Regions from separate parts of the Homo sapiens genome. Here region 2 is linked to region 1. The links are chromatin contacts, found by Hi-C or POLR2A ChIA-PET in ENCODE. All regions are on one chromosome and are shown on one strand. The core of a region is the stretch at or near the end of the contact, and the rest is flanking DNA. Distances in the headings are between cores, read along the strand shown.

Region 1 (7,907 bases), core at 2,049-4,548:
ATGGGGCCTGCTGTCTTATTTTAACGTCTCTCTGGGCTTGATAATTTAAAAGGACTGACATTCCTCTGATAAAAGTTATTTTATTTTCTCATTTTCCATCAATATATCCTGTTCAGTGAAATATCTGTTCATGCCTTTAGCCCATTTTCTAATTGGATTGTTTTTCCTTGTTGTTGTTGTTGACTTTTGAAAACTTTAAACAATATTCTAGATATGACCTCTTTGTCAGATATGGTTTATCAGGTGTGGTTTGCAGTTTTCTCCCAGTTTTTACCTTGTCTTTTTATTAACAGGCTCTTATGCAGGGCAAAAGTTTTAAATTTTGATAACATCCAATTAATAAATTCTTATAATTAATTGTGCTTTTCTGGTGTCATGTCTAATAATTATTCATCAAGTCCTAGGACCTGAAGAATTTATCATTAAATTTCATATTTTTACATTGAGATCTATGATCTTTTTTTTTCTTTTTTTGAGAGGGAGTCTCTCTCTGTCACCCAGGCTGGAGTGCAGTGGCACCATCTCAGCTCACTGCAAGCTCCACCTCCTGGGCTCACGCCATTCTCCTCTCTCAGCCTCCCCAGTAGCTGGGACTACAGGCACCTGCCACCACGCCCAGTTAATTTTTTTGTATTTTTAGTAGAGACGGGGTTTCACCTTGTTAGCCAGGATGGTCTCGATCTCCTGACCTCGTGATCCACCCGCCTTGGCCTCCCAAAGTGCTGGGATTACAGGCGTGAGCCACCACGCCTGGCTGATCCTTTTTTTTTTAAATAAAGACATGAGGTTAGATTGAGGTTCATTGTTTTGTCTATGGTATCTAACTGCTCCAGAACCACTGTACCATTGAATTGATATTGCATCTTTTTCAAAAGTCAGTTGGTTGTACTTGTATGGAAATATTTCTGAGTTCTCAATTCTGTTTTATTGAACTGTCTATACCCCTGCCAATACCACACTGTCTTGATTTCTGTAGCTACGTAAAAAGTTAAAAAATTGGGTAGAATAATTCCTCCCACTTTATTCTTCTATTTCAGACTTGTTTTGTTGAGCTGTATCATAGAAAAAACTATTCGTGACACCTGTTAAAAAATAGTAAGACAAACTTTATTCAGAGGGATTATTGCAATAGATATAGAGATTACTGCAATAGGGTCTTGCAGTAATCTCCAGTTTCCATATATTCAGGTTTCCCTCTGAATAGAAATTTTATAGCCACAGAGCAGGGTGGAGGGGTGGTAGTGTACGGAAAATTACTAATAGGAGGGAATCTGGCTAAACTGACCTCACAGAATTCTTGCTGAAGCCATGCCAGAGTGATCAGATATCACCTGGGGATAGTAGACAATAAGAAAACCAATTAGATATCAATGGTGATCAGATACGAAGATGGAGGATTCTGACTAAATTGCCTTGCTAGGATTCTTACTAATATTGGGCAATTCACAGACAACACAAAAGCCCAAAAGCCAGGGTTTAGTTGACAAGAGAGTTCAAAGGAGCATGGCTAGAGTCTGGTTATGGAGAGAATTTTTGTCAGCTGACTGGGTCTTCCAGAACTGTGTAGAATAAAAATGATGAGCACAGACATATTTTCCTTCTTCCCAAACTGAACAGGAAAGCATTCAGTCTTTTTCATCTTTTAGTTTGACATTAGCTGTAGATTTTTTTCTAACTTAAAAGTTAGAAAGTTTACCTCTGTTCCTAATTCCTGAAAGTTTTTTTTTCATTATAAATGGGTGTTGAATTTTCTCAAATTCTTTTCCTGCATTGATATAATCATGTAATATGCTTATCTTTAGCTTGCTAATGTGGGGGGTTACACAAATTGATTTTTGAATACCAAAACAGCTTTTTATTCCTGGAATAAATATCACTTGTTCATGGTTTGTAGTTATTTTTATATATTGTTGAATTATTTTTGCTATTATTTGGTTGAGAATTTTTCCATCTATATTCATGAAGAATACTGATTTCTTCTTCTTCTGTCTTTAGCTCTGATATCAGAGTAACACTGGCCTCATGAGTTGGAATATCTTTCTATTGTCTTCTTTCTATTCTTTTTTTATTCTGGAAGAGACTGGATATAATTCGTGTTAACCTTTAAATGTTTGTTAGAATTCTCTGATCTAGCTATCCAGGCCTTAAGATTTCTTTTTCAGATATTTCAAATTATGACTTCAGTTCTAGGGCTATTCAACATAACTATTTCATGTAAGAGAGAATTTGTGCTTTTTCAAGAATTAGTGCATTTCATCTATGTTGTGAAATTTATGTTTGTAGAGTTGTTTGTAGTATTCTCTTTATTCTTTTGATTTCGTCATGGTCTACAGTGGTATCTCCTGTTTCATTCTGGATATTGATATTTTGTGTCTCCTCTACAGATTTGTCAATTTTATTAACATTTACAGAACCAGCTTTTGTTTAATCGGTTTTTCTCTATTTTTCTTTTTACATTTTATTGAGTCATCTTCTTATCCTTATTATTTCCTTTCTTTCACTTGCCTTCGGTTTATTTTGCTCTTCTTTTTCTAGTATGTGAGGGAGCTTGGTTATTGCTTTGAAATTTTTTTCTTTTCTAATGTAAGCCCTTAGTGGTATATACATTTTTCTCTCACCACTGATTTAGCCACATCCCACAAATTTTGATATGTTGTGTTTCACTGTCATTCATTTCAATGTATTTTAAAAATTCATTCACTTTCACTTTCATTCATTTCAATGTATTTTAAAAATTTGAGACTTTCTCTCTGAACAATGGATTATTTAGCATGTGTTTTCACGTGTTTGGAGATTTTCCTTTTATCTTCCTGTTATTGATTTCTAGTTTAATTCTATTGTGTTCAGAGAACAAACTGTATGATTTCAGTTGTTTCAAATTTGCTGAGATTTGTTTTATGACCCAGGTTACTTCATATCTTGCTAAATGTCCCATCGACACGAATAAAATGTGTATTCGGCTGCGTTTGCGGTGTTACATAAATGCTGATTAGTTCCTGTTGATTAACAGTGTTGTTGTGTCCACAGAAGCATTGGAGAAAGACTGTAACCTGAGGTGATAGGCTTTGATTGTGTCCTGGCTTAGTATGATGGGACACACCTCTGCTTGCTTCCTTTCCTTTGGACAACCCTCAGCCTCTCAGTCTCTACATGACCTCAACATGGCCGCCCACAGGCCAGAGTGTCTACATGGGCGCCGCCATACTGGCGCCCAGCCTAAGCCGCTGAAACGGGAGCGTGTTTGGCAAAGCGCCATGTTGATTACTGGCAACCTTCAGGCCATGAAGACTGCTGAGCATGCGCAAACCCAGGCAGCGCTGTAAGAAGTACCTCTAGGCCTGGGAGGCATTGAGAAAAAGGAAGTGGGTCCTGTTCTGGTTCTTGCGACTATAGTCACCTCCCGAGGCAAATGACCACTGTCCTGAGAGGACGTGGGTGAGGGGCAGGTGAGTAGAGGGATGGCAGCATCTGTGGACTGAGCAAGAAGAATCTCTGATGTCTGTCCTGAGCCTTCCGGTCAGTGATGGGGTCGGTCAGTGGATGGAATAGTGGAAGTCGGAGCGATCTCTGATGGTGGATCTGAGGGAGGAGTGAGGGGGCACTGAGGGGTCTCTGGTGGTGGATCTGCAGGCGGAGTGAGGACGGACTGGGGGTCTCTGTCTGGTGGTGGATCTGAGGGCGGAGTGAGGGCGGACTGTGGGGTTGTGGGGGAGGATGACTATGGGAACTAAGGAGGGATCTGAGGAGTGTGAATGATGCACATCTTAATTAGTTTCCTCTCTTTTATACGTACCGATCTGTTTATATTTTCGTTTCTGTTTCATTATAATGATATATTTTGCTAAAGATTTAAAGAATATATTACATAGAATTGCATGTTTCCATTTCCATTTTGTTCTCTTTCATATCCAGACTAGTAGCTCCTTTATCATTACGGTTATTATATTTATATATCATTCATTCTTTCTCTATTTAAAAAGAATCAAGCGTCTGAAAGGTTTATCTGTTTCATTGGACATTTTGAAATGTCCAATAAAATACTCCCTACTCTTTTAATATTAATTTTTTTCTCTTTTTCTTTTTAGGTACTTTCTCTTTTTCCCACTTTTTGATGTAATTTGTTGTTCTTTCCCTTATTTTCTTAAGTTTTATGCGGGATACATTTAGGGTTGTAAAGTTTCTTTAAGTACATCTTTATGAAATGCATAAGTTCATTTTGATGTTTCCCTTTGAATCTTAGTTATTTAGGAGAGTTTATTCATTCCCAAATTATTAAAGTATGTTTTAGCTGTTTTTTATTTTATTGTATTGTCAGAAAATGCAGACTATCAAGTCTCAACTTTTAACAATTTATCAAGATTTTCCTTGAAGCCAAGTTACTCAATGAACTTTGTTCAACAGATATAAAAGAAAAATTATATTTTGTTGTATGGACCAAAATTCTCTTTAATTAAGTCTTGCTTGTTGGTATTTTTCAAATCTTTATCTTTCCTAATTTTGATCTACTTGTTTCATATTCTGGAGGAGATACAATAAAAATCACTTTTAATAGTTCATTTTGCAGTTATATGTGCTTTTTTGCTAATTTTATTTGTGCATCTGAGGGATGGGCATACATACACTTAATGGTTAGTGCATTTTTTATCCTTTTTCATGTATTAAGTGGTATTATTATAGGATCCCTTTTTTCAACCAAAAAGAAAAAAGAAAAACACTTTTTAACATCGAATTCCAAGAAAAACACTTTTTAACATCGAATTCCACGTTGATACTCACATTGCCACCCTTGTTTTTACTTTCATTGCATTTGGATGATGTCTTTGCCCAGAGCTTTATTTTGTATCCTATTTGTCTCTGTGTCAGATTACCTATTTGTTTACAATAGATACTTTTGCTTTTTTCAAATCCAATTTATAGTCTCTGTTGATAGAATTTTACATCTCAGTTTAGTGTGATAATGATTTATCTGATTTTATGCCTTCCATTTGATGTTTACTATTTAGCTCTTTTTATTTTCTGCCTTTTCTTTACATAATATTTTCATTGGATTGATGAAATTTCTGCTCATTGTTTCCATTCTGCACCCCATTTTTTCTGTTTTTTTCCTGAGATTATTAGGAATGTTTTATCATAGGGTATTATTAATTTTCTCTTTAGTGGCCTCTTTATCACATTGTCACATTGTCCTTTTTTATAATTATATATCTTTTGCAAGAATTATTGCTAAACAATATTTTCCTATTCAAGATTTATTGTGTGGTTCATTTTACATTTATTTGGACTTCTTCCAGTGTTTCTCTCAAAGATAGAGATACTCTGCAAGTGCTTTTATTTCTGAAAATGTCTCTCTGGCCCTGACAGAGAAGTGGTCTTTTAGATGCTATTTCCGACATCATTTAGCTTTCAGTACTGCAGATGAAGAGTTTTCTTATTTCCTTCATTTTTCCTCTGTAAATAGTCTGGTTTTTCACAATTAGATTTAGAAGTGTTTTCTATTTATAAATTTATTCTATACATGCAAGAATTTCCCCTGATTTGTTCATTGATTGAGTTCCTGTTTGTGTATGTGGAGGAGCTTATAGCCTAGTTGTGTCAGTGGTGGGAGATGTGTATGTGTGCTAAGGCCCCAGTGCAGAAACAGGTGTGCCTAGGATTGGGACTCTTGGGATGGCTGATGGAGATGCATGATCGGTAGTCATACAGGCATAGAGGCCAGTCATGGGGATGTGGGATTGATTGGTAGAGAGCCAGGACCATTAGGGTAGAGGAATTGAAGACTCTGTGATCAGGTATTGTAGGATGAGTGATGCAGGCCTGGCTCAGGGGCAGCAAGGCATGGAAATCAGTGAATCTGAGGTTTCAGTAATGGCTTCTGGGAGTAGTCTCTGGGCACCAATTGACACTTAGAGCAGATTGAAGAGTGGTAGTGAGGAGTTAGGTACCAGGGTTGATGATAACTTGAAGGGCCTGTGAAATCAGATAGTATAATAACGTAATAGAACAGTATATCCTTTGGATATTTTATAAAGTATTTAAGCAATCCACAATTATTGAATATCTAAACATTTCTAATCTTTCTTTTTTATTAACCATGTTATGGTAAAACTTTTGCACTTAAATCTTTGTACAATATGGGATGGGATGATATTTTAATGTGGTAGTTCCAGAAATAAATTTTTGAGTAAGGTGCAAGGGCACTAAATGATGTATGTGTCCATGTGTGACATTGGCACAGTTCCTTCTCTCATGGGTACCTCTACCCATCTGTTTTCTCAGATTTCTGCCCCTTTGTCCGAAGAGCCAAAAATGACCAAGTCCCTGGTGAGTTCTTATTTGTTCATCTGTTTATTTGTTGCTTTCTTTTACTTTTAGTGGATTTTAGGAGACATCTAACAATCCCTATAGTAAGATGACAAGACTAAATAAATAAAAACTAAGATCAGATAAAATGAAGAAGAGACTGTCAGCCCCAAGTCAAGTTTAGAATATATGGTCTTACACAGTCATGAACTTTGAACTGTTAAATTGTCTCTGATCTTCCTGAAAGACATAGCAATAATGGAAATTGGATACATGGTTTATATTAATAAAATTAACAAGTAATTTATTTCATCTGTAGTAAAGATGTCATGGTTCTTGATGTTTGAGGAATTTTTTGATAGATCTTCAGATGGTTAATGACAGAGCAGTCTTCAACAACAACCCTACTGAAAGTGCACTAACAGGCCAGGCGCGGTGGCTCACACCTGTAGTCCCAGCACTTTGGGAGGTCGAGGCAGGTGGATCACATGAGATCAGGAGTTCCAGACCAACCTGGCCAACAAGGTGAAACCCCGTCTGCACTAAAAATACAAAAATTAGCCAGGTGTGGTGGCGGGCGCCTGTAATCCCAGCTACCCAGGAGGCTGAGGCAGGAGAATTGCTTTAACCCAGGAGGCAGAGGTTGCAGTAAGCCGAGATTGCGCCTTTGCACTCCAGCCTGGGCAACAAGAGCGAAACTCTGTCTCAAAAAAAAAAAAAAAAAAGAAAGAAAGAAAGAACGTGCACTAACAGTTTTTCTGTTGCTGTCTTATAGAACAGTGCTTCTGACACTTTACTTGCATTTGAATTCAGATTCTGATTTAGTAGCTATGGGATGGGATATGAGAATTTTTATTTCTCACAAATTTCCACAGAACATCAATGCTCCTTGTCCAAGGACCACCTTCTGAAACAACCTTGAGGTTTTATCGTGAATGGGAGTTGAATTTTGTTAAATGCTATTTCTGTACCAATTGACATGATCATGTGATTTTACTTCTTGAGTCTGTTGGTATGGTAGATTACATTGATTGATTTTTTAATATTGAACCAGCGTTGCATCCATGGAATAAACTCCACTTGGTTGTGGTATATACTTTTTAAATTATTTGTATTTGCTAATATTTTGTTAAGGGTTTTTGTATCATATTTATGAAGGATATCGCTTTTTTTTTTCTTTCTGTCTCTCTTTCTGTTTTTTCTTTTGGTACTATTTCTGGTTTAGGTATCACGATAACCCTGACCTCATAAAATAAGTTGGAATGTGTTCCTTTGTATTGATTATTCTGCCAGAGATTGTGTATAGTTTGTGTTTTCTTTTTCTATACTTTGTCCAGTTTTTGTGTCAGGGAAATCATAGCCTCACACAATAAACTGGGAAGTATGCCCTTCTCTTCTGTTTTCTGGAAAAAACTGTGTAGAATTTATGTTAATTATGTTAATTCTTCAAATATTTGGTAGAATTCTCCAGAGAAACTGTCTGGGCCTAGAGATTTCTTTTTTGGAAGTTTTAAGATTACAAACTCAGTTTCTTTAAGTGTTACAGGGCTATTCACATTGTCTATTTAATATTGAGAGGGTTGTGGTAGTTTGTGTGTTTTTCAGGA
Region 2 (7,907 bases), core at 1,055-3,554, 160 kb after region 1:
ATGTGAGAGCCATAGTCTGAGCTGTGGAGAGCAATTGTGGGGCTTCGTGGAGGTCCTGTTGGCAGGTTTAGGGGCAGTCCCTCCTCTGCCAGTCAGAATCAGCAGGTGGGACTCCCCATGGCGTAGCTGCTGGAGTCCATCCCCAGGGTTTGTCACAGGGAGGGGCCTCCCAGGAGCTTTCTTCCCAGGCACTGCCACCACTTCAGACCGGGGCTCCCGATCCTGCTCCCAGAGCACCTCTAGGCTGACTTCACGCCTTTCACTTTTCCACCCTACACATCTGTCCCCCAGACGGCCGAGGTGGCCCTTGCCAACCTGAAGAGCAAGTATGAGAATGAGAAGGCCATGGTTACCGAGACCATGATGAAGCTGCGCAATGAGCTCAAGGCCCTCAAGGAGGACGCAGCCACCTTCTCCTCGCTGCGTGCTATGTTTGCCACCAGGTAACCGTGCTGCTGTCGGGCCCTCCCCTTCCACAAGGCCAGCTGTCCTCAGCACTTGCCTCTGGAACCCTTAGCCTCTCACTGCCTCATGCTGAGGCCTGCAGCCCTGACTAGTCAGTGGCTGTGCCCAGCTCCATCAGGGCCAGCATGGTACGAGGTTGGGGAAGCATGGCCCCTGGCACATCTCTGGCACACTGGTGCTCAAGTTGGTGACAAGAAAGGGTGAGGCGATATGGGGGCCACATGGGGTTGGGGGCCCCTAGCTGCTGCACCTCAGCTTCCTCCGAGGTCACGCAAGCAGTTGCTGGAGCATAGGGCATGCCTGGCAGGTGCCCACATGTGGCCGGGGATAGCAGAGCGTGTGTGATCCTTTTAATGTTCCTTTTGCACCTAGCCCAGCCCCCAGGAGCCTGGTTCTGTGGCGCCGGTTCCATTTTGCTGTGAATGAAACCGCAGCAGGCCCAGGCTTGTCTCTGCTTTGCATATATGGAGACTGAGGGCAGAAGGGCTGAGGAGAGCAGATCCTGGAGTGGATGGGCCAGAGTTGCATAGCTTCAGGGGATGCTTGGGCTCCCACCCCTTGAATCCAACATTTACAGGGACTTAACTTGGGGCCAACAGGTGACAGAGGAGTCCTGGCCTTTCCTCTCATGAGGTATTTGCCCCCAAGAACTTGGCCATATGGCACAAGTGTGTATTTATGTTTGTAGATTCAGAAGGAAGATTATCCTCCTGGCTGGAGCAGGTCACTGCTGGGGTCCACAGTTCGGGTCCCACCTCTGTGCATAGCCCTGTACCTCTGCGTCATTGTGACCGCTGGGTACTCACCTCCCATCCTCTACTTTGCCAATCTGGGGAGGGTGAGGAGAGGGCCGGGGCTTGGAGGAGACCAGCTTTCTTTCTTCCTCTGTGGAGGGCTCTTAGTAATGGGCTCTGAGGTGGGCTGCCCCTGGTGGGTGCACACCCCTCCCTGGCTGGGACTCAGACCCCAAGGCTGGGAATCGAGGCTCCCTAAGTGTTCACAGGCCTCTGTGGGGCAGGTCCTGGTTTCAGCATCTTCCCAGGTGCCCCCTGACAGGTACCGCTGTCTTTCACTTTCCAAAGATGGGTAGCGCCACCTGCTGGGTCATGTTGGGATAGCACCATGGGGTCAGCCCTGCATGGGGGACAGCCAGGCCCACCATGGGCCCAGCAGATAACCTAGATGTTTCCTTTTTATGGGTGAGCAAGCTGAGGATCTGAGCTGGACAGGGTGGGAACTGCATGCACATAGGGCCTGCTTCTCTCAAGCCTGGTGCCGTGCACTCCCAGTTTCTCAGTATCCCTGCAGGACGTGCCAGAGCAGGGTACAGACAAGGAAGAGTCCCAGGATTTCTCTGGAAGCGTCCTGTCTTCCTGGGGCTTGGGGAAAAAATCCCACAGTTTCTCAGTATCTGGCATGTAAACCCTACCTTTTAAAATTTGTTTTATTTAAAAACTTTTCAGATGGAGCCAAGATTTTGAATCTGCAGGGATCACAGCTCTGTGTGCCCTCAAAAGGGTGGGCAGCAGAGTCCTTGGAGAGGGTGCTATCCAAGGGCCGGCTCCTGGCAGGTGGGGACAGGCAGAGTAGGGTGCGTGTGGGCAGGGTGGGGCTGTGCTCAGTGCCTGCACAGCCTCACCGCCCTGGGAGCCCTGGGATTTAACCCGCCCTTTGTCTCTACCAAGCCCCACCCATATGGGACATGTGGAAGAAGGGCATCCAGGGACAGACCACACCCTCCCACAGCTCCGCACCCGGGTTTCAGGATGAAGCTGTTGATGGCGTCCACACACGTGGTTCCTTGGCTCTGGTCAGTGCTCAGCACAGACTGACGAAGCATCGACCTTGGGAACAAGCCCAGTCCTGCTTAGATTTACATCCACACCCTAGAAGCCATGGCTTCTCCATGTCTTGATGCCCCAGGCCACCTCGAGGCCTTTAAGCGGGGAGAGCGCCTCCTAGAAGAAGCCCAGTCGCTGAGGGGCATAGCCTGTTTGTAAGCACTACATGCAGCTGAAAGAGCAAAGCAGCCCCTCCCCCACAAAACCACAAAACTCAAGCCAGCCTCATAGGGCTGCCCTGCCTGGGCCCAAGCCTCCCTCTCACCCTTATCAGGGATTTGTCCAAGCAAAGCCTGTGCTAAAATAAGCCAGAATAATTCTTCCCCAGCCACACCCTCCAGTCCAGAGGCCACATTGAAGGATGGCTCTGGTATAGGGCTGTCAGAGGGCCGTGCAGCTTAGCCCTGCCCTGCCCTGCCCTCCTCTGCTCGGCTCTGCCCGCCCCTCAGTCATGTTTTTGGTACCCACAGGTGTGACGAGTACATTACACAGCTGGATGAGATGCAGCGGCAGCTGGCGGCTGCTGAGGACGAGAAGAAGACGCTGAACTCGCTGCTGCGCATGGCCATCCAGCAGAAGCTGGCGCTGACCCAGCGGCTGGAGCTGCTCGAGCTGGACCATGAGCAGACCCGGCGTGGCCGTGCCAAAGCCGCCCCGAAGACCAAGCCAGCCACACCGAGCGTAAGTCACACCTGTGCCTGTGCCAGCGACAGGGCCGAGGGCACCGGGCTGGCCAACCAGGTGTTCTGCAGCGAGAAGCACAGCATTTACTGTGATTAGGGGCTGTGGGGCGCCGCACGCTGCAGCTAACATCTGCTTCACCTCAACTAACCCAGCAGCAGCGGGACGGCGGTGCTAGGTCAATCTTAACGTGACTAATGCACAGAGGGTAGGAGTCTAGCCGAGGCGCCATGGGGCGTTGCATCAGCAGGACACTTGTGAGAGCTTTGTGTCGCTTCTCACTCCTCAAAGCCCCCTCAGGAGCACCCAGTCCTCAGCTGCTCTCTTAGGTGGGGGTCAGAGGTGGGGATAGAGCTGCACATTCTTGCAGCAGATGTGTGATGAAAGCATCTTCTAAGCCCTGCGCACCCGTGGGGAAACCCAAGGGAGGAGTCCTGGTCCTGCTCCCTCAGCACCCAAAAGGGGCAGAACCTGAGTTGAGACTTGCATGTTCCTCGCATGTGTCTAATGTCAGCACTAGAAAGCAGTTTTAGGAGGTTCCAGCCTGCAGCATAGGTACGACCTCAGAGGATGGCTTTGCACTTGGCATAGTTTCATGGAAAGGAGTACGTTGTAGTTTATGCAGTATCTGACTGCAAATCATATTCAGGAAAGAAGTGCAGAATTTCTTCCCCAAGCCCAGAGAAGAGCAGCCCTGAGCCCCTGTATTCTGCTGGCCAGACACACATGGCACAGACACAGCTGACCATAACCCAGGAATCCAGAGCTCGGTTTCTCATTTCTGAGATCAGGATGCTTGTATAGTGGCCTGTGAGGTGACAGATTGGCAGGGCCCAAGGCCCCAGGTTTTCATTTTTCATGAGAAAAGCTTTCCAAGTGCCTGGCCAGACCTTGGTCCTTAGTGCAGAGCCCGTCCTTTTGTACTTGGGGTGACCCCAGCAGCCAATTATCCGGCCTTCCATAGGGGGTTCAGTCCCAAAGACATGGGGCTTTGAAAACCCTAGCCTGAAGTCTGAGCCACCAAGGGCTTGGCTGGGTTGGACACCCACAGGTGTATCCAGAGCCCAGCCCGGTGCTGGGAAAGCTTTGCATAGGGCCAGGGCCACTTGTCAGGATTCACAGGTAGGAGATGTTTAGGTCTCTTTATTTAGTGCAATCTGGGGGATGGCAACAGAGAAAGAGGAAAGGTAGCTGTAGGGTTCTCCCATTTCCAGAGGCTCCATCCACACCTGCCTTCCCACATTCTGAGCAGAACTTTTCTCAGTACTTTTTTCCCGATCACCCTGTGGGACCAGCTGGACCTGAGGCTGCAGTCTTCTCTCCTGCAGGCTGCTTGCCTTGTCTCTCATGCGGAAGAGGCATTCGAGTTACCTGGTGAGAGACCGTGTTGCCCCCTCCCACAGCTCTCTGCCCTGCGCGTTCTTCCCTTTGGTGCCGAGTATGTTTCGGTCCCCTCCAGACTCCAGGACACGCCCATGTATGTCCCCTGCGTGTTCATCCTGGGCCCAGATCCCCCTGCCCCAGCAAGACTCGCAGTGGGATGGCTGCTGGCATGCCCACCCTGCATGCGCTTTGCCCTCTCCTTGCAAGCCTGGCACATAGCTTCTCTCCATACTCCTAAGGGACTTTGCAGACACCCAAGCCACTGGGACCCCTGCTAACACATGCAGGTCTTCTCTTCTGCCAACTAACGTGCTCGCGCCCTCCCAGCACGTGGAGAGCTTCAATTGTCAGATAAACAGGAAGCGACAGATGACCGCTTTCTAACGCTCTCTTTTCTCCCGTTTTCAGCTGTAGAGTAGCTGCCAGGAGGACTTGGCCACCCGGCCCTGTCACACTGCAGCCCCTTCCCCTTCCCTCTCGTGGCCCACAAGGAGGAAGGAAGGGCAACCTAAAAGCCCACTTAGAAACTTTTTGGATATGCCACTGCAATTCTTTTCAAAATAGCATTCCCCAGGTTTTTAATGGGAGGAAAAAAAGCTTTAATGTTGAGCATGCTGCGAGCTGCTGCGTGGAAAGGCCTCTGTATGGGCCGAAGACCCTTCTTCCCTGGCTGCCAGGCTCGCCAGGAGCCCACTGGAAACGCCCACCACGGGGGCTCCTTGTTACACATGTTCTTTTTTTATCCGATCAACCTGTGCACTTTTGATATTTTGATATTATATTTGCTTCCTTAATTCCTCGCGTAGAGACGGTCTCAGGTGCCGTGGTCTATGCTCGTGGTCCTGTAGCTGTCCGCCTCAGCTCCCACCGTGTTTGTCTGGTGTCAGCACGAGGCAGAGCTGTGTGCTCCATAGCGTGTAGCTTTAGACTCGGAGATGAGTGCTTTGACCCAGCGAGGAGCTCAGCTAAGTGTATCCACGCTGTGGTTCAGCAGCCTTTAGATCATACGGCATTGTGGTTCATGTTTGAAATTACAGATTTTAAATGCCATGTTCATTAAGAAATCCAGGGTATTCAGATTCTGGGGTTTTTCATATTGTATTATTATTATTCTTAGGAATAGTTCAATGTAACAAGAAGAAAACTTGACCTTTGCTCTGGTTAAAACAGTAATAGGCACTTGAAAAAAAAAGATAAATTATTGAATGAGTAGTATTACCTACAAATTCCAGAATTTTCTGGGTTTTAGGACGTTGTGAAGCATGACTGATTAACAGAATTTTATACAACTGTACCAATAAAATTCCAAATTGGAATTGTTTTGTTACTCTGGTTGTTGTGCCAAATTGTGGTACACTTAGAAAATTCTACAGTCGTCGATTTTTAGGGTGTTCTCTTTCAACACCTTTTTGTTAGTAATCATTGCCAGTAGTGCCTTCATCAGTTAAGGGAGGTGTCCCAGCACAGATCATTCTCAAAAGCGAGCAGGGAAGAGCTAGTGGGCATGCTGAAGGCCAGCGTGGACAGCAGGTGAGGCAGGTGCTCCTCACACCCAGACCTGGGCATCTTCATTGAGGGAAAGAAAACAGTCATTGTGCAAAATTCTGTTAGTCAGTGATTCTTTACTTGCAAATTCAGGGGCTTAGAAAATGAAAGCAAACACAAAACCTTGAGTGTGCTTTGGGAACCAAATGGACCTTCTGGGACAAGCTGAGCAAGCTGTATGAACGCCACGTTTGTGAAGAGCTGAGGGTATCAGGAGGGCCGACGCTGTGTTGGCATGCGCAGTAGGGGATGAGGGTTAGCCATAGTATTCTTTGCAAATGTGAAAGCGAGACATTATATCTTCTCTTGCTTGGTGTAACTAATCACTGTTAATTTCAGGAAACAGAACTCATTAAAACTCCTTAGCAAACCAGGTCTACATCCTGTTTTGTTTGCTGAGTGAGGTTAGTGGGAGTGGTCAAATTGGTACTCTTGGAGGAAGAAAAACTGTCCTTCCTTCTCCAAAAAAGGAAAAATTATAATAATATAAATGACAAAAATAAAAGAATTCTGTTTCCTGGAATAAGCATTTCTTATTCCTAGTTGTAGGGACTCCTATTTTTACCTTCCGTTACAGTGTTGATTCATAAGAAATATTGTTACATTTGAGATAACTTCATCTGTATGGGGTATTTATTTGCAATGATGTCTGAGTACTGTATTTTTTCTGTGCATTACCTTAGTGTCAGAATGTTGGTCTTTATTTTAAAGTCATATGCATGTTCTCCTGCCAAGGAACCTTTACACAGACCCAAACAAAAAAATAATAATCAAATGCCTTCAATTTCTGAGAAAATGAGGCAGAGCATGGAAAAGGAATAGGAAGGAGAAATTAATTGAGATTTTCAGGACACAGACATATGATGTGAATGCCTACAAAGCCAGTGCGCATAGGAACAGTGGGCCTGGGTAAAGAGTCACATTGGTAGGACCAATAAAGAATAATAAAAAGACAAAGCACATGTTTGTTCTCTGTGGTTGTTCTGACTCCGTGCTCCAGATAACTGTGGTTTAAGCAAGGCACAATAAATCCACTGCCTCAAACAACAACAGCAACAAGCCTATCAGGTAACCCTGGTAGTGGGAACTGGAAGCAGCCTGGGGTCCACCTTCAGGAGAATGGGGAGGGGTCATGTATATGTGGGGAGGCTGTCACTCCATCCCTGAAACAAGAATGTGTTCAAGGACCCAGAAGATGAGGGTAGGGAAAGGGTAGAGTTGGTGTCTGGGTGCTTGTGCCAATCAAATACACCACCAGGCAGAAGTGAGCCAGGCCACACTGGGCCACGCACATGAGTGGAGTGGAGGGCACAGACAATGCCCCCCCCTGGAAAGATGCCTGCCCCCCAGGGCCCTGACGCCTCATAACTCTGTCCTCAAGGGTCTTCTGAAGTGCAGCATCAGGTTTGAAGCCACAGCAGCATGTTGGTAAGAACACATTGTGTATACATAGACTAAAACTAGGAGTAGCCTATGCTATCCTGATGAGGAGGCAGGGATTCAGATGATGTAGAATCCTTTGCTGTCTAAACTCTCACTCTCTGAACCCAGGAATCACATTTGTCTGTAGGAATATGTACAAATATACAGTGGGCACGTTCATATGGTTGCTTGTGGGTGTGAGAAAAGGGGACAGTGTCTAGTCAAGGGGACAGTAAATACCAGGACACACTCCTGCCACCTCCTAGTCCGACAGCCTCAGTCAGGCCTGTGTGGCTTCACTCATGTAGGGCTTCCCTCTGGAAAGCCGTCTCAGGCTAGGGTCTTGCTGCCATGCCCCTTCCCCAGGACCCCTCCATCTGACTGCAGTCTCACTGCCATACCACCTTTCCTAGTTTCACTGTCACTGCAGAACCTCCAGCCTTTGATGATACTATTCTGCTTTAGTAGCAGCTGTTGGGACTTGTTTTCAGTTTAAACCATTCTTTCTGATGGAGTAAAAGAGGCAGTTGTCCAACTCCTGGAAAAGGTTGAAAAGAAAGCCCTGAACTG

The links. A loop is a pair of places that touch in the nucleus more often than their neighbours do. ChIA-PET counts read pairs that join two places held with the same protein, here RNA polymerase II (POLR2A). Pooled maps may share reads with other maps.
Region 2: a loop to region 1 is called in a pooled map, with 5 times the contacts of the local background. The contact joins the enhancer-like site here to the promoter of ZNF484 in region 1. A Hi-C loop is called at or near these places in 2 of 37 single-sample maps with no recorded cell type and 9 of 50 pooled maps. POLR2A ChIA-PET finds 5 or more read pairs at or near these places in 1 of 52 experiments (activated B cell).

Annotation. Positions count from the first base shown.
Region 1 is chr9:92,873,429-92,881,335 of GRCh38, reverse strand. ZNF484 (zinc finger protein 484) reads left to right here and starts at 3,298. Exons shown (of 5, transcript NM_031486.4): 1 at 3,298-3,446; 2 at 6,277-6,321. The coding sequence starts at 6,307. RefSeq lists enhancers at 3,055-3,494, 3,008-3,543.
Region 2 is chr9:92,710,333-92,718,239 of GRCh38, reverse strand. It overlaps BICD2 (BICD cargo adaptor 2), which reads left to right. Exons shown (of 7, transcript NM_001003800.2): 6 at 292-443; 7 at 2,777-6,877. The coding sequence ends at 3,086. Among named protein-coding and RNA genes, the nearest start is that of IPPK, 44 kb to the right of the region's middle. RefSeq lists an enhancer at 598-977. Within about 2 kb of position 2,304, at least 7 of the 41 ENCODE cell types and tissues checked have a DNase peak (open chromatin) inside an H3K27ac peak, as active enhancers do.